Regions from separate parts of the Homo sapiens genome. Here regions 2 and 3 are each linked to region 1. The links are chromatin loops, found by intact Hi-C in ENCODE. Cell type or tissue: Panc1. All regions are shown on one strand. Each heading gives the region's core, and the rest is flanking DNA. Links, peaks and the distances in the headings are about the cores only.

Region 1 (6,158 bases), core at 779-5,778:
GTAATCCCCGCACTTTGGGAGGCCAAGACGGGCGGATCACGAGGTCAGGAGATCGAGACCATCCTGGCTAACACGGTGAAACCCCGTCTCTACTAAAAATACAAAAAATTAGCCGGGTGTGGTGGCGGGCGCCTGAGTCCCAGCTACTCAGGAGGCTGAGGCAGGAGAATGGTGTGAACCTGGGAGGCGGAGCTTGCAGTGAGGCAAGATCACGCCACTGCACTCTAGCCTGGGCGACAGAGCTGTCCGTCTCAAAAAAAAAAAAAAAAAAAAGAAATGTGGTCTATACAGACAATAGAATATTAGCCTTAAAAAGAAAAAGAAATTCTGACATATCATGCAACACGGATAAACCTTGAAGACCTTATGCTATGTGAAATAAGCTAGGCACAAAAGGACTAATACTGTATGATCATTTTTTTCTTTAAAAAATTTCTTTTTTTGCATTATGTGTTGCTGTCATCTTTAACAAAGAACAATTATTGGCTGATTGATTGAGACAGGGTCTCGCTCTGTCACCCTGGCTGAAGGGCAGTGGCGCAGTCTTGCCTCACTGCTGCCTTGACGTCCAGGGCTCAAGCGATCCTCCCATCTCAGCCTTCCCCATAGCTGGGTCTACAGGTGTGCGCCATCATATCCAGCTAATTTTTGTATTTTTTGTAGATATGGGTTTTCGCCATGTTGCCCAGGCTGGTCTCAAACTCCTGAACTCAAGTGATCCATCCACCTCAGCCTCCCAAAGTGCTGGGATTACATGGAGTGAGCCACCATGCCCAGCCTGTATGATTTAATTTATATGAGGTATACACAGGGTAGTCAAATTCATAGAGACAGAAAGTAGGATAGTGGTGGCTAGGGGCTGGGGACAGATGGGGCAATGAGGAGTTAGCGTTCACTGGGTGCAGAGTTTCAGTTTTGCAAGATGAAAAGTTATGGAGACAGAAGGAAGTAATGGTTACACAAAAATGTGAATGTACTTAATGCCACTGAACTTACACTTTAAAAAGTTAAGATGGGCCGGGTGCAGTGGCTCACACCTGCAATCCCAGCACTTTGGGAGGCCGAGGCAGGTGGATCACCTGAGGCCAGAGGTTTGAGACCAGTCTGGCCAACATGGTGAAACCCTGTCTCTACTAAAAATACGAAAATTAGCCAAGCATGGTGGCGCACACCTGTAGTCCCAGCTACTCCGGAGGCTGAGGCAGGAGAATTGCTCCAACCTGGGAAGTGGAGGTTGCAGTGAGCCAAGATCACGCCACTGCATTCCAGCCTGGGTGACAGAGCAAGACTCCATCTCGGGAAAAAAAAAAAAAAAGTCATCAATTAATATTTACTTAATTTTCACTAAAAACAACAACAACAACAATTGCTGAGCCACAGATAGAAGATCAGCCATGGGCCTGCTTTCAAAAAGGTTGTTTAAAAAAAAAAAAACAAAAGAAGAGGCCAGGCATAGTGGCTCACCCCTGTAATCCCAACACCTTGGAAGGTTGAGGTGGGTGGATCACCTGAGGTCCGGAGTTTGAGACCAGCCTGGCCAACATAGCAAAACCCCATCTCTATTAAAAATACAAAACTTAGCCGGGTGTGCCGGTGGGCACCTATAGTGCCAGCTACTCGGGAGGCTGAGGCAGGAGAATTGTTTGAACCCATGAGGCGGAGGTTGCAGTGAGCTGAGATGGTGCCACTGCACTCCAGCCTGGGTGACAGAGTGAGACTCTGTCTCAAAAAAAAGAAAAGAAAAGAAAAAAACAGCCTGGGCAACATGGCAAGATCCCGTCTCTACAAAAAAAAAAAATTTTAGAGGCATGGCGGCACATGCCTGTGGTTCCAGCTACTTGGAAGGCTGAGGTGGGAGGATCACTTGAGCACAGAGGCGCTGGTTGCAGTAAGCTATGTTTGTGCCACTGCAGTCCAGGCTGTGCAACAAAGACCCTGTCTCAAAAAAAACAAGAGAGAGAGAAAGAAAAAAGAAAGAAAAAAATACTATATGCCCTCGCTTTTAAACTTACGTTTGCATATAAATATAGCTTATGTTCTGTGAATAATAATCGTGCTTTAAATATAAGCTAGAGTTGTGGAGACCAGCTTTCTCATACTACTTCTTACTCTTCCTAAAGTCACCAATAAGAAGTTTATTTTTTTCCAGTTTCCCCTGCAATTCCAAAAGCACGTTTAAGTTTAAGCAACTTACCTCATCTGTAACTTTTTAAAAGCTCTAATAACTCACCCAGGGAAATGAGGAGCTACCCTAGTCTTTTAGATAGTCTCCAAAGAGTCTAGTAAGTAGATTTATGAAATATAAAATTATCATGCAGTTTTAACTTTTTTAATCAAAGAACACTCATACAGTGGACAAATGGCTTGAAAAGATTCCTGCAAAGAATCTACTAACTGAATCTGATGAAAATGCATTCTCAAGAGAATAATAAGATGGCAGAATGACACTTCTATTCTTAGAACATAATAAGGTAAAAGCAATGACTTGTTTATCAGATTGGCAAGAAGTCAAGTAAATATCTGAAAGGACCACAAGGACCTTTGAAATGCAGACATATTCATGATAATAACAATGACAATAATAAGTGTATTGTCAGAGTGCTTTCTATGTCTTAGACACTGTTTTCAATTCATAACATATTAACCTCAAATCCTCACAATAACCCTATGAGGCGAGGGTCTTCTATTATCCTATTTCACTACTGAGGAAATAGGCAGAGAGGGTCACACAGCCACCACTAAGCTCGGAGTATATGCTCTTAAGCCACTATGCTGTGTCGGTCTGGCTCTAAGTATATACTGTGCCCTGAGATACCAGTTAATGATAGCAATTCATATTTACATTATAAATATATTTTTAAAGTTATATGGAGAGTCTATGCTCAAATATTTTAATTGATAGTAGCATGCTATCCAAAAAGTTTGAAGGCCACTCTTTTAGATGAGATAATCATCTTCCAGAACATTCAGTTACTTACCCTGAGTCTTAGAGTAAGTTCATGACTGAGTCTGTAATAGAACCTCTGCAGTCTCTAGACTCCCTAGTCCTGACCCCTTTCCACTCTACCCCAGCTTCACTGTGGCTACAACTGATGGATCCATCTCATGTGAGCGCCAACACTGAACTGGACTGATCCTACAGCACTCATCGGAATCATGCTTTAGGTACCTTCCACAACTAAAGTATTATGATTTCATTATCTTCAATTCAAAGTCCCCATATTTCTTCTACTAAGAAAACAAAAAGTTTATTAAGATATTTTCATTCACATTTTCCATACACTTGTCTTTTTTAGGTGAACCCAAATCAGATGTCCACAAAAGATAAGTTTGAGAGGCAGTTATTAACCTACCAATCAAAGGAGTCATTTGGATGGCAAGTTTTCTACATTTTTAAACAGCATTGTATAAAAATCCATGCATCGTTAACATTATAACAAGTTCTACTGTTGCTCCATAGGTGGCAGTATTGTACCACCTAGCATAGTATCATGATCGTGCCACTCACTAAACTGTGGGAAATAAAAGAAATTGACAGGCTCAGGGATTTGAAAGGACCCATCGAAACATCTATTCTAACCTCTTGTCTGTTTTTCCTAAGTAAGGCCAGGAGCCAATTGAATCAGGGTTCACTTCCTAAGCCCTCCATCAGAAAGGGTGACAGTCAAAGAAAGTCTCTTTAAGGGTCCTATATTGAACTAGTTTTGAACTTCCTTCATCTATCGGTTTAGTAACTATAATAAAACAAACAGAAAATATTTCAAAAGCAACTGGAATTTCTGCAATTAGGATTTTTTTTTTTAGACAGATTCTCGCTCTGTCCCGCAGGCTGGAGTGAGTGGTGTGCCCATGGCTCATGGCAGCCTTGGGTTCCCAGGCTTCAGCAATCTTCCCACCTCAGCCTCTCGAGTAGCTGGGACCACAGGGGTGTACCACCATACCTGGCTCATTATTGTTCTTGCTGTTGTGGGGTTTTTTTTAGTAGAGATGGGGTCTCCCTATGTTGCCCAGGCTAATCTTGAACTCCTGGGCTCAAGCCATCTGCCTGCCTCAGTCTCCCAAAGTAATGGGATTACCGGTGTGAGCCACTGCGCCTGGCCAGACTCTCTCTTTTGTGATGCTAGCAGTTACTGATGATCATTGGCTAGATCCATTATTTCAACAATCATTGAAAAACAATATTCTAGCTTGCTATTTCCTTTGTATACCTCCTTTAGCCATTTGGAGGCTTGGACCGAAGATAGTCTTCAACTTTCATATACTCCACACTTTGTCTCCTTTTTTTTTGAAATGGAGTCTTGCTCTGTCACCCAGTCTGGTGTGATTTCAGCTCACTGCAACCTCAACCTCCCAGGTTCCAGTGATTCTCGTGCCTTAGCCTCCCAAGTGGCTGGGATTACAGGTACCTGCCACCATACCCAGCTAATTTTTGTATTTTTAGTAGAGATGGGGTTTCAACATGTTGGCCAGGCTGGTCTCGAACTCCTGACCTCAAGCGATCTGCCTGCCTCAGCCTCCCAAAGTACTGGGGTTACAGACGTGAGCCGCCACGTCTGGCCCATACTTTCATATATTGTTCATTGACACCTCTAAACTGCCTTTTCTAGATAAAAGTTATACTTTTGTTTAGCAGCCAATATGTGAGTGCTTCAACTGATTGTACACCAGCACTCATGCCAATAACGAGTCAAGCTGAAAGATTCATAAAAGAAAAAACAAACGCTTGAGAAACTGAATTTCACTAAGATTAAGACACCTGCTCTTTGAAAGGCACTGTTAAGAGAATAAAAAATCAAGCCCAAACTGGAAGAAAATATTTGCAAATCACATATCTGGTAAAGCACTTGTGTCCAGATTGTATAAAGAACTTTCAAAACCCTATAATAGGAAATCAAACAGCCCATTAAAGAAAAAAAATGTGCAAAAGGTTTTTTTTTTTTTTTTTGAGACAGAGTCTTGCTCTGTCACCCAGGCTGAAGTGCAGTGGCGCGATCTCGGCTCACTGCAAGCTCCACCTCCGGGTTCATACCATTCTCCTGCCTCAGCCTCCGTAGTAGCTGAGACTATAGGCGCCCGCCACCACGCCCGGCTAATTTGTTGTATTTTTAATAGAAATGGGGTTTCACCGTGTTAGCCAGAATGGTCTCGATCTCCTGACCTCATGATCCACTCGCCTCGCCCTCCTAAAGTGCTGGGATTACAAGTGTGAGCCACCGTGCCCAGCTAAAAATGGGCAAAAGATTTGAACAGATACCCAAGAAGATATATGATTGGCAAGTGAAGCACATGAAAAGATACTCAGTATCGTTAGCTACTAGGGAAAACAAAATCAAAATCCCAATGAGATAACAGAATGTACTTCTCGGAATGTCTAAAATTACAATGACTGACCACACCAAGGGTTGGCAAGGATGTGCACCAATGGGAAGTCCCATTCATTGCGAGAGGGAAGATAAAAGGGTATAACCACTTTGGAAACCAGTTTGGCGGTTTCATAAGAAATTACGCTTTGGGAGGCCAAGGCGGTTGGATCATTTGAGGTCAGGAGTTTGAGACCAGGCTGGCCAACCTGGTGAAACCCCGTCTCTACTAAAAATAGAAAAAAAATTAGCCAGGCATGGTGGTGCACGCCTGGAGTCCCAGCCACACAGGAAGCTGAGGCAGGAGAATCGTTTGAATCCGCAGGCAGAGGTTGCAGTGAGCCGAGGATGCACCACTGCACTCCAGCGTAGGTGGCACAGTGAGACTCCATCTCAAAAAAAAAAAAAAAAAAGAACGAAAGAAATTAAACACTTAACTATCCTATGACCCAGCCCCTCCACTCCTAGGTATTTACCCAAGCAAAACAAAAGCATATGTTCGTACATAGACATGTACATGCATGCTTATAGCTTGATTTGTAATAGCAAAAACTGAAGAGAGCCCAAATGTCCATCAACAAATGGATGGATGAACAATTTGTGGTAGGTCCATTTGCGGATCTGTCCTCAGCAACAAAATAGATTCTACGCAGCAATAAAAGATATGGCTCTTACTTAACATTCTGGGAAATGAACCTTGGGTTTCTTGTTCTATTAAATCATACTAAGTATACTGTGAAAATATCTTACTTTCTCTTTCTGCAAGAAGTGCAATTTTAGGCCAGGCGCAGTGGCTCA
Region 2 (6,158 bases), core at 836-5,835, 260 kb after region 1:
ATTCCTAGCCTTCGCCTGAGGATGTTAGGCGATGGAGATTTATTGCAGTTTTCTGAGAGAATCAGCAGTTTTACCCAGAGCAGAGAAGGGTATCAGGGGCTTCAGTAGGGAGAATTTTCGGGTGGATGTTCAACAAATCAAAATATGTGCTTGACTAGAAATTAGGTGGTTTTACAGGTACTTGGGGTAGGGTTTGTTTGGAAATATATAGACCACCTTTATAAAGATTAAGATGTGAGATTTATTAATGAAATTCAGCTGATAGTAAATTTAGTTAAGAAAATAAAATCTTATATCACAGTCTAGCAAGTTGAGGCATCATAGGAGTCTGGGATATACTGATGTGGATATTTACTTAAACACCTTTGTCCACATAGCTTGAGTCAAGTTAGGGTCAAGGTGAAGGTTGTCTTCGGCTGCTTAATGACAACTTGGGCAACCATAGTGCCTTGGAAGCAAATTTTTTTTCCCACAAGGCTGTGATGTGGGAATGATGAGGAGTAACGCATGAGAATTAGAAAAGTCAATGGCCACGATTACCTCCTTTCTATTTGCATACTGGTGGGTGTGTCCCAGACCGTCACTGTTGACTGCATTTCACTATTCTCTGCAGTCCTCTGGATATTATGACACAATTCCTAAATCATATAATCTTTTAAATTTAATTTTGCTCAGAACTCCCTGCCAGATGGTTGTCTGTGTTTGCATGTGCTTCAGTAGTTGTTAAGATGTACAACCATAATGAAAAATACAAGGCGGTATTGAAGGACATTACCAACAAAATATTGAAACATTGCCAGGTTATTCATTGTTTAAGCTGAACACACTAACAAACTGTGCACAATTTTAGAAAAGTTATTTTCCTTCAAATTCTTCTTCTTCATGTTTACTTTATCTGTATCAAAAGTGTCTTTCATTTCTTTCCATCTCAATGCCACTTTTTACACTTAACCAAATTAATCTTGTCTTCCACGAAGAGCTGTATACATAACCCATATGCCTAAAGCTCCTAAGATTTTCATCTAATTTCTCTTGTGCTATAAAATAATTTTATTTTCTAAGGTTTTCTCAATAAAAGAATCCCCCAAGTTTTGTTACCCAACTATTCACTCATAAACTGATTTTAAAGCAAAAGAATTACATTGTTTTGAGTCATTACACTGTTTTGTTTTTCTGTAAATGAACTCTCATCAAAAGTAAATATTTGTTTCTCTTAATTTGATAAACTACAAAGCATAAAATAATTTTTGTAACCATATCATCTTCAGCTGTATGCAAAAGGAAAACATGAGAAGAAAACGTGGTTTGAATCTCGAGATTTTTGTCGAGCTCTGGGTGGAGACTTAGCTAGCATCAATAACAAAGAGGAACAGCAAACAATATGGCGATTAATAACGTAAGTGGTATTTTTATGGATTCCTCCTTTTTGTTATCTAGTTGGTGCTTATGAAGTTGAGAAAATTTGTCTGTTTCTGAAATTGTTGTCTCAGGATGCTAGTTTGAGCACCTGTATCATCTCCCAAATCTGTGGGCCCTGTTTGATCTAGTTTCGCTTTCAAATCCTTTAATTTTATAAGTGTAAATTCTGCTATGACTTGGTCTATAAAAGTTCAAGATGCTTAATACGTATTTGTCTTTCAATACGATACCATTATTTACTCTCAGGCAGTGGTCTGTTTTTAAGATATTTATGGGATATACCAAAATGCACATCTATTGCATAAGTCTTCTATTTAGCTGTTAAATCTCTTTACTTGTGTACTATTAATTTACGTTTTGGAGGTAACTTTCAAATGTGGTTAGTCCTCATAAGTTACTGAACTTGCTTCATGCAATAGCATATGCTTTCTTTATGTTTTGGATTTCATAGAGCTAGTGGAAGCTACCACAAACTGTTTTGGTTGGGATTGACATATGGAAGCCCTTCAGAAGGTTTTACTTGGAGTGATGGTTCTCCTGTGAGTAATTTTACTTACTATATAACTTTCTTACTTTATCGTGTATTTATTTTGATGTTGTCTTTTTTTTTAATGCAAACTTTTAATAAGACAGTTCATTATGATAGCCACTATCCTGCCATGCAAAATTGATGTGCAGGTAAACTTCCTAAAACTTGCGTGTTTTATACCCTCTTTTAGATCAATAGAAATGGAAACATTTTTGATATTCCCACTAATAATGATTAGGCTTCGTCAGACTTCTCCATTTCCAGGAATGAAGAAGTGAGAGATTCTGGCACGTGCTGGCAATATTTAGAAGCCCTAGTCGTCACAAGAAGTGATTTTGTATAATTTCAGTTCTACCTCTTAATTTCAGTTCTGCCTCCACCAGCAACTTTTCAAGGAACTTGAGTGAGGTGGTTTATTTGATGGCTTCATTGACATTTGGGTTTTATATTTACATCTCTGGAAAACACATCACCGTGCTTAGTCCAGAACCCCGTGGGTTATGATTCCACACTGAAAACTCCATAGAGGACCTAGACCCAGGGCCTCCGTTTGTTTCTACTGTTCATTTTGGCAAAGTTTAGTAGCTGTTAGCAATATTTTCTGGGTCTTTTTCTTTTGCAAGAAGAATAAATTGTATTGCTTTATCCTACACATTTAATAAAGAGAAAACTTCCAATAACGCACTGAAATATTATCCTTTCCATTGGGTTGTAAATTTAGGAACTCCCAACACTGAGAAGTGGAACTTTGTTGCCAAGTTTTTCCTGTATATAAATCCCCATTTGTGGCCCTTGGATCCATTCTATTTAATAAGAGTAAAGAAAATGTTATAATAATCAATTGTGTACGTTATTCAACATCACAAGGTTCCATGTAATGAAAGCTGTTTCTTTTCTACTACGTTTGTGAACTGTGCTTTCAAAGCAAAGCTATTGTGAAAAAAAAGTAAATTGATAAAACAATGCAAACATATCTTTCGTTTTCTGTTTGGATGAATGATTGGCATTGGCTTGATACAAATGGTTAATGGTTGTAGTTTAATGTTTCTAATATAGGTTTCATATGAAAACTGGGCTTATGGAGAACCTAATAATTATCAAAATGTTGAATACTGTGGTGAGCTGAAAGGTGACCCTACTATGTCTTGGAATGATATTAATTGTGAACACCTTAACAACTGGATTTGCCAGATACAAAAAGGTATGATCACCTCTTCTCTCCTTTATCTCAGCTTGGTAGACTAACCTCCTGACACCCCAGAATCTTTCCTTTATTAGCAGAAGCAAACAAACAAAATAACAAAATCAGGAAACTGTCAGTGGCCATCATTGCATAGGATAAGCATGAAGTTGATAAGCACAGATAAATGTGCCAAAGGAACAGAGAAGATCAAAAGGCCACCTGGGAGTTCTGGGCAAGAGTCACGTCCTTCCAAATAGTTCCCACGAGCAGCTCTGATCCTGGCCCAGGTTCCATAGCAGTAGAAGTTTGTGAGTGTCCTATGCTGTCAACAGAATAATGCAAATGCAACTTCTGTTTTGGAATTTTCACCTTCTGACCTACGTTAATCATCAAATAGTTGAACATTTCCCCAAGTCTGAATATTCTGAGTATTGATTTCTCAGATAAATGTTCCACACAGTGAACAATCACCCTGGAGTGGCCTCTGATGCTATTAGCCCCACCATGTTATTGATGGCCAAACAATACGCATGCTGACAGCCATTATCTGTGGCCTCTGATGCTATTAGCCAAACCATGTTATTGATGGTCAAACAATACGCATGCTGACAGCCATTATCTGGGACTCAGAAAGTTCTGCATATTCAAGTCAGGCCAGAGGATCCGAGTTCTAATGTTAAGAGAAACCAACACACCAACAAGCAAATAAACAAACCTACCCTTGAACCAAAATATACATCAATACCTCCGTTGCAAATGGATAAATGGAACTGCATTGCCCTCTGCTGTTGGGGAATCTTGGCAACCATTTCAACTCTATGGCTGGAGATGACTTACTGCTCTGTTTATTTTCCATCCTCCTGCTTAGATTATTGCTTTCAAAGTTTCCAGAATAGAAGAAGTCAGTGGTGGCCAGTTGTCCTTTAATGGTCTCTTATCTACCAATGGCTAGTATCCTTTTTGCATTATCGTAGCTCTACTCTTGTAGATGTTAAATTCATTAACCCAAAAGCTAGGTAACCTGAGTCCCTTTATCAGCTTTCAACAAAATCCAGATATATCATTAACTAATTGGAAAGAAAAATATTTCATTTAACTTTTAGTAAGCCATACATTTAAGAAAAATAGATTTTCTTAAGAAAATACATTTTCTATTTTATAAATAAATAGTTCACATTTAATCGTTTCAAATCATGAAATCATAAGTCATTTCACAGATTATAAGATGTCTGGAAAATGAACAGCTGTTAAACACCTATTACATACCAATAACTCACATATTTTCACAAACTAATCTATTTGGTTTAGTTGACAAAATTAAGGCTAAATGATTTAAACCCAGGCTTGGGATTTGAAGCTAGGCTTTCTGATTCTAAAACTCATGATCTTTTTTTTTTTCCTTTATATAATGCTACTTGTGCCTGAAAACTGTGGTGGTTGTAATTTCTGTTGGCTATTATTGCACCTAATTTGTTTAATTCTTCACTTCTTATTCTCTTTTCCTTCATTCTGCCCTCCACAACATGACGTGCAAATAGGAGAAAGAAAGGGAAGGGAAAAAAGAGAACAACTAAGTTTTTAGCAATATTGACTCATGAAAATAGTGACAATAGAAGGAAATGTAATTAGCAGAAGTTTAAGTACACTTTATTTCTATTTTTCTCTTGTTTTACAGGACAAACACCAAAACCTGAGCCAACACCAGCTCCTCAAGACAGTAGGTGTTTTCTTATTTTCTGATCTCTGTACTGATAACCCTTTCTCCGCCTCTTTCCTTTCTCAATGAAAAAATTACTTGCCCTAGGAAGGTAGAGAGCAGAAGTCCTTAATAACCTTTGAGTGAGAACGTCATGGAAATTTGGGTCTTCCTCTCCAGAGAGAAGCTCATATGCCCAAACATAAGGCATGTTAATACAGTTTCTCAAGGGTTCATGAATCAATTCCAAGGTCCCAGGTTCCTTCTTCTTTAGCACATATATTAGTGTCCACAGGCTGCTGTAACCAGTTACCAGGAACTTGGTGGCTTAAAATAACATGCAGTTACTCCCTTACAGTTCTGGAAGTCAGAAATCTGGAATCAATTTCACTGGGCCAAAATCCAGATGTTGGCAGGACCACGCTCCCTTTAGGGGCTCTGAGGGAGATTCTCTTTCCTTGCCTTTTCCAGCATCTAGAGCTACATTCTATGAACTCATCAGCTCATGACCCATTCCTCCTTCAAAACCAGCAATGTAGCATCTTCTTCCAGTGATCACATTGCCTCCTTCTCTTGTAGTCAAATCTCCCTCCGCCCCTCTGCATAAGGATACTTGTTACTACATTTAGGGCTCACCTAGATGATCCAAGATAACCCTCCTATCTCAAGATCCTAACTTAATCATGTCTATAAAGTCCCATTTTCCATGTAAGCTAACATTCATAGGTTCCAGGGGTTAGGAACTAGATACCTTTGGGAGCTTTTATTCAGCCTACTGTAGCACGGAAGTATGGAATTCCATGGGTTGGAGAAAGCCTGAGGGGCCCACTTGATACGTGAATTCCTTGCTTCTACCCTGAAGCACCCAAGTGCATCTATTCGAAGTTTTGCTTTTTTTTTTTTCTTATACTGGGGTGAAAGCTGCTTTCTCATAGTTCCCACTCCTTTGATGTAGAAGATTATGGGTGCATTATACATAAATCCTCACAGCTATGCTATTGTATTGATGAAAGTGACACCCGGAGTTCTTTTACCCAGTAATGACATATGGAACATAGCTGGGAATACAAAATGGGTCCTTTTTACCAGATTGGTAGAAAGTGGATATTTGGGCTGGGGTTCAGATGTCTGTATTTGACGTGGACATTCTGCTGTTCTGGTCTCTCAGAGTTGCAGATGCCTCTTGATATAGCAGCTCTATCCCTTTCACCTTTGTGTGCTGTACACACCAGATTCTTGAATTTGTCTGCATAAAACTCATTGCCTTTTCTCATTAACTTTTCAGATCCACCAGTTACTGAAGATGGGTGGGTTATTTACAAAGACTACCA
Region 3 (6,158 bases), core at 780-5,779, 140 kb after region 1:
CTTTCCTGGTGGCAACATTTCATGTGTTGTCATGGCCCATTGCTGCGGGAACTCAACAGGTCCTGTTTGACTCAACTGGGAGAGGACTTGTGCAAACTGGTACCCTGTTTCCCATGGACTTCATCACCTGTGCCATTTCCCTTTGCTGATTTTCCTTCAAGTTCTTTCAGTGTAAAAAATCATAGCCCTGAGTACAATCATATCTGACTCCTGTGATTCCTACACATTTATTGAAACGGGTGGTGGTCTTGGGATTCCCCCAACACAAGATACTGTCACCACCTTTAAGGAAGTAAAATGAATAAGAGAAATATGCATGTGAAACTATAGCACAAGGTTAGAATGTAAGTATGATAAGAAGAAATAGGGACCAATACTGCTTGCAGCTGGGTAATTAGATCTGGTCTTTGGTTATCTCAGTGTTTTGTAGCAAATTTAGTGTATTTCCATTAGGACCTTTGAAAGAATCCAGCTAGACTAGTGTTGAATGAAATTTATGGGAGGCCATTATTTTGATCTAGGCTCCCAGCAGATCAGACTAAACCCAAATGCAGTCACCAGTTGAAAGTTGAAAGTGCCATGTCATCAAATTGAACTTTGAGAAGTTTTCCAAACACCTGGAGATTTATAGCAGCCAATCAGAAGGGGCCCAGTGTACCTGAGCCAACATGCTAAGGAGGCCCCCTCTGATGTAAACTTATAAAGTAATTATTAAAAGACCATATCTGCTATTCGTTTCTTATTTCTGCTCTCTTCAGCCCTTTTCTGTCTATACAGCCAGTCTCTTCTGCTCTACTCGTCAAGGTTTTTATACTATTTTATAGAATGAGATGCTGTCCTGATTCATGAATTGCAATAAATGTCTGCTCAATTTTTAAATGAATTTTATTGTAATTTATTTTTTTTTGAGACGGGATCTCACTCTATTGCCCAGACTGGAATACAGTGGCATGATCATAGTTCACTGCAGCCTTGACCTCCTGGGCTTAATCAATCCTCCCACCTCAGCATCCTGAGTAGCTGGGCTACAGGCGTGTACCACCACGTGTGGCCAGTTTTTGATATTCTGTGGAGATGGAGTCTCACCATGTTGCCCAGGCTGGTCTTGAACTCGTGTGCTCAACCTGGAGGTTCAGGTAAAATTTCCTGAATAACAACTGGCCCATTCTCTGTGCTTAAACTATTAAAAAACAAACAAACAAACAAACAAAATTAGACTCATGCCTATAGTCCTAGCATTTTGGGAGGTTGAGGTGGGAGCATCACTTGAAGATAGGAGTTTGAGACCAGCCTGGGCAATATGGCGAGACCCTGTATCTACTAAATAAAAATTAGGCAGGAGGTGGCTAAGGTGGTGATATGCACCACCTAAGTCCCAGTTACTTAAGAGGCTGAGGTGGGAGGATGACTTGAGCCCAGGATTTCAAGGCTGCAGTGAGCTAGGATTGCACTACTACACTCCAGCCTGGCAACAGAGTGAGACCTTGTCTCAAAAAAAAATTGGTGCCCAGTCACGGTGGCTCACATCTGTAATCCCAGCACTTAGGGAGGGTGAGGCAGGCAGATCACCTGAGGTCAAGAGTTCAAGACCAGACTGGCTAACATGGTGAGACCCTGTTTCTATTAAAAATACAAAAAAATTAGCCGGGCATGGTGGCGGGCGCCTGTAATCCCAGCTACTTGGGAGGCTGAGGCAGGAGAATTGCTTGAACCCAGGAGGCGGAGGTTGCAGTGAGCCCAGACCGTACCATTGCACTCTAGCCTGGGCAAGAAAAACGAAACTCCGTCTCAAGGAAAAAAAATTGGTAAAAATTCCTGCTGTCAAGAAACTTACATTTCAGTTTGAGGGAGACAGGCAAGTAACATAAAAGTAAAATATTATGTTAGATAGTGTTACATGATAAAAATGAGGCAGAAAGAGGGATAGGAAGCTGGGGGAGTTGATGAAATTTTAGATAAATTATCTCATGAGAAGATGTCACTTAAGACCTGAAGAACGGGAGGCGGTTGGCTTTTTGGATATCTCTGGGGAGTTTTCCAGGCCAAGAGAATAACAGGGCAAAGTCTAACAGAAGCCTTTATGCTTGGTGTGTTTGAAGAATATTGAGGAGGACAAGGAGAGAGGAAATTTAGTCAGAGAGAGAGGTGGTAGGGGAGAGATCGTGGAAGGCCTGGAAAATTATGGTGAAGCCTAGGGCTTTGATCTAAGTGGCTTTTGAGATGAGCTCTGACGTACCTCACTAAATATCAAACTAAATGAGCCAAATTTACATAGTTCAAGATGGCGTATGATCCTCCACAAGACTCACAACTTAATAGCCTAAATTTTAAAAAGGAATAATTAAGGTTGGAAGATTTCAAGCCTATAATATCTTTTAAAATATCAACTCAAGGCCAGGCACATTGGCTCACACCTGCAATCCCAGCACTTTGGGAGGCCGAGGCAGGCAGATCACTTGAGGTCAGGAGTTTGAGACCAGCCTGGCCAACATGGTGAAACCCCGTCTCTACTAAAAATACAAAATTAGTCGGGCATGGTGGTGCATGCCTATAATCCCAGCTATTCGGGAGGTTGAGGCAGGAGAATCGCTTGAACCCCGGAGTTAGAGGTTGCAGTCAGCCGAGATCGCGCCACCGCACTCCAGTCTGGACAACAGAGTGAAACCGTGTCCCAAAAAAATACATACGTATATGTGGGTATCAACTCAAAAATTGTGATGAAAACAGAACAAAACCAAACCTGCGCCACCCAGTGGAGTAAGGAAGCACTGCATACAGGCAGATCACTCAGAATTTTTTTTTTTTTTTTTTCTTGAGACGGATTTTTGCTCTTTTTGCCCAGGCTGGAGTGCAATGGCGCGATCTTGGCTCACCACTCCCGACCTCAGGTGATCCGCCCGCCTTGGCCTCCCAAAATGCTGGAATTACAGGCATGAGCCACCGCACCCGGCTAGAAATTTTAACTTTTATCTACAGTGATCACATTAACTGCACAATTATCATTTTTGCTTACTTTGTGAATATATGGTGGGCAGGACTACTAATAGTTATTTTAAGATATTTTAAGTTACGTACGGAAGAATTGGAGAGTTGCAAACTTATTAAGTCCTCAACAGTGAAGATGTGGGAAATTTAGTTTAAAGCATCCTTGTGAACTTTGGGATGAATTTATGCTAATTGATTAGGCCTGAACCTACATTTTTGTCTGTTTAAATTTGTTACTCTGGAATACCAAAAGGCTAACTTGTTTTAGTCCCTTGAAAAATAAAATTTGAGAATTGTTGCAAACAGTGAAGGGACTTCCTTTTTTCCTTTAATACAGTTTTTTAAAAATTTCTAGCTCATTTACACATTACCACACACACAATTTGTGTGATGACTACATAGTGGAGTCGGAAATTTTAATTCACTTTCTTTCCCTTTTAAGATCTGGGAAATTTTAATGGAATGACATTTTAAGGGAGCATAATTTTTTTTTTAAGTAAGGATTTCCTATACATTTTGTTAATTTCAAGAACAGAGTCGGCCAGGCGTGGTGGCTCACACCTGTAATCCCAGCACTTTGGGAGGCCCAGGAGGGCAGATCACAAGGTCAGGAGATCGAGACCATCCTGGCTAACACGGTGAAACCCCGTCTCTACTAAAAATACAAAAATTTAGCTGGGCTTGGTGGTGGGCACCTGTAGTCCCAGCTACTCAGGAGGCTGAGGCAGGAGAATGGCCTGAACCCAGGAAGCGGAGCTTGCAGTGAGCTGAGATTGCGCCACTGCACTCCAGCCTGGGTGACACAGCGAGACTCCGTCTCAAGAAACAAAAACAAAAACAAAAAAAAAAACAACAATAGAGTCACCAGTTATAAAAGGGCCACAAAAGTGAATACACTGTCACCTTTGCTTTTACAAAGTTGCTTATTTGATAGCCAAACAGATGAAATAATACTTTTTCCTATAGTATATATTTAGCATAATCTGGACTATGATAGCATGAAATTGGTCAAGGGGGCTTATATCAGATAGTAATATCATCTTACTAAATTCTCTTCAAGTGATTGATTGGTCATGCCTGCGTGCGATGATCAGCAACTCTGGAAATTTCAAATAATCAGTAAACCAGGCCCCGGAACCTACTTTCACTTCTTCCCTAGGCTCTATGTACATTCAGCTCCATCCCAAGAGCAGTTTCACTGCCACTAGCTCCTGTCTTTTTGCACATCATAAGATCACAGGAAACAAACCACGGATATGCCAGAACATTCCTGGCAGTTTGTACATTGTGTTTCACAGACCCTACACTGAAAACAATGAGCAAACCTTGAGATTACAAATGATCTTCCTAACAATTTTAGAGACTCGATTTTTGACTTCCTGCCTGCAGGAAGGAAATGACAGTTGGAAGTGTGGAGAACAGGTGTTCCCCTGCACAGAATGATATCTTCTGCTTACTAAAATAAAAAACACTGCATCAACACTCCTACATGGAAGTGAACTCTAACCACAAGGCTCAGTCTTTTCACCACGGATCCAGCTTCAGAAACCCAAATCTGTTTCCTACCAGGAAGCTGTTAAACCCAGCATTAAAGAGCAAAGTAAGGCGCAGAGTTCCTCGAATCAGTACTGGGTTAATCCAAGTAAAGAATCTGGGTGGTTTGAAAATGTCCCCTTCCATGTCTTTCCAGTTACCACAGTACAACTGCATGGCACACTTATCAGAGGACTTAGAAGGGCAGGAATCAGGATTGGAGTAAACGGGTCCCAGCTGAAGGGTAGGTAGGTGATCTTAAACCCTCTTTCATCTCCCGTTGTCTTTGTCTCCAAGTCAGGGGTCTGGGATTATTTCCTCCCAGTAGCTTAGTGTTGGCATAATAGCTTTCTTTTTCTTTGCCAAGGTCGCTAGTTGCTCTATCCCTCATGAAGGAACCTTCGCTGCTTCATAATCCTTTCTGTGAAACTCAGGCAAATGACACCTTAAAAGGGCTGAAGACTCTGACATAATTGAAGGCCATGCCTCGGGTCAGAGAAATACCAGACAGTCCTCTCCAGTCTCCTTCATTAATGGTGCAAACCCATTAGGGCGTGTGCATTTTCTGAGGGCCCACAGATTGGAGAAGGCTGGGGAAATATTGTAGCACTCCCATCTATGAAGCCGTGGTGAATGCTTGAAAAGGGTCATAGTCTTTTTCAACAGGCATCACGAGATTAATCAGTTCTGCAATCCACAGCGACTTTGTCTTTTCTCTTTTACCTTGAGACCCCAAGGAGCCATGCTGTGGAGAAAGAGATCTGGTAGCTTTATTTGGAGCCAAGCATTGCAAGGGTAAGGAGGAGCGAGCGAGGAAATTGAAGCCTGTAGACTGAGTGAGTAGATTGAATTGAGACTCATAGAACATGATTTCTCCTTCTGAAATGTCAGCGTGGGAGACAGCTCACTCTCCCTTGGAATAAAAAAAGAGTTAACCATGATCAAATCCCTTCACATTCCTTCTGCTGCCTACTTCTGTCTATTTTTTTTTCTCTGCCGTATTCTTATTTCTTTAATTTTTTTTTCTAATTTTTATTCCTAACTCACCACTTCTCTCTCTCTTTTTGAGTTGGAAGGAGGACGGGGTCTCTGTTGCCCAGGTTTGGAGTGCAGTGGCGCAATCATAGCTCAACCTCCTGGGCTCAAGCGATGCTTCCTCTTCAGTCTCCTGAGTAGCTGGGACTACAGGCACACACCTCCATGCCCAGATAATTTTTGTATTTTTCATAGAGATGGGGTTTTGCCATGTTGTCCAGGTTGGTCTTGAACTCCTGGGCTCAAGCAATCTGCCCACCTCAGCCTCCCAAAGTGCTGGGATTACAGGCATGAGCCACTATGCCTGGCCGTCTCCACTTCTCTTATACTTCTCTTGTGCATTCCTTTTTTCCAGGAATACATATTAAGGGACCGTTGTGTGCTTGGCACTGTGCTGAGAAATGAGGATGCACAGATGAAAAGCAGATGCTCTCTGCCTTCCAGGAGCTCACGGTTTTGTGAGGGACCCAGTGTGTAAATGAATGGTATAAGAACATTTTATCATTTGTGCTACCCTACAAGTATCCAAAAGATGTTTTGAGCCTGGGCACAGTGACTCACGCCTGTAATCCCAGCACTTTGGGAGGCTGAGGCGGGTGGATCAC

What was found. Hi-C counts contacts between places; a loop is a spot of excess contacts. Peaks named below come from ENCODE experiments on the same cell type or tissue, not always from the same donor. Only the 100,000 strongest peaks of a DNase experiment are listed, where the experiment ranks them.
Region 2: a loop joins it to region 1, with 6 times the contacts of the local background. A loop is called at or near these places in 26 of 110 quality-filtered maps.
Region 3: a loop joins it to region 1, with 5 times the contacts of the local background. A loop is called at or near these places in 107 of 110 quality-filtered maps.

The regions. Positions count from the first base shown.
Region 1 is chr10:17,604,228-17,610,385 of GRCh38, forward strand. All of the region lies in intron 1 of HACD1 (3-hydroxyacyl-CoA dehydratase 1), which reads right to left. Among named protein-coding and RNA genes, the nearest start is that of HACD1, 10 kb to the right of the region's middle. In Panc1, for the core only: CTCF peaks have their summits at 3,466 and 3,675; no DNase peak of the experiment used is centred there; H3K27ac peaks cover 665 bases.
Region 2 is chr10:17,868,978-17,875,135 of GRCh38, forward strand. It overlaps MRC1 (mannose receptor C-type 1), which reads left to right. Exons shown (of 30, transcript NM_002438.4): 13 at 1,269-1,396; 14 at 1,871-1,958; 15 at 3,005-3,149; 16 at 4,807-4,848; 17 at 6,113-6,158. Among named protein-coding and RNA genes, the nearest start is that of MIR511, 27 kb to the left of the region's middle. In Panc1, for the core only: CTCF peaks have their summits at 3,913 (motif pointing left) and 4,115; a DNase peak (open chromatin) is centred at 3,924.
Region 3 is chr10:17,740,292-17,746,449 of GRCh38, forward strand. No RefSeq gene overlaps it. Among named protein-coding and RNA genes, the nearest start is that of TMEM236, 8.8 kb to the right of the region's middle. In Panc1, for the core only: CTCF peaks have their summits at 2,758 (motif pointing left) and 2,974; a DNase peak (open chromatin) is centred at 2,730; H3K4me3 peaks cover 326 bases; H3K27ac peaks cover 1,228 bases.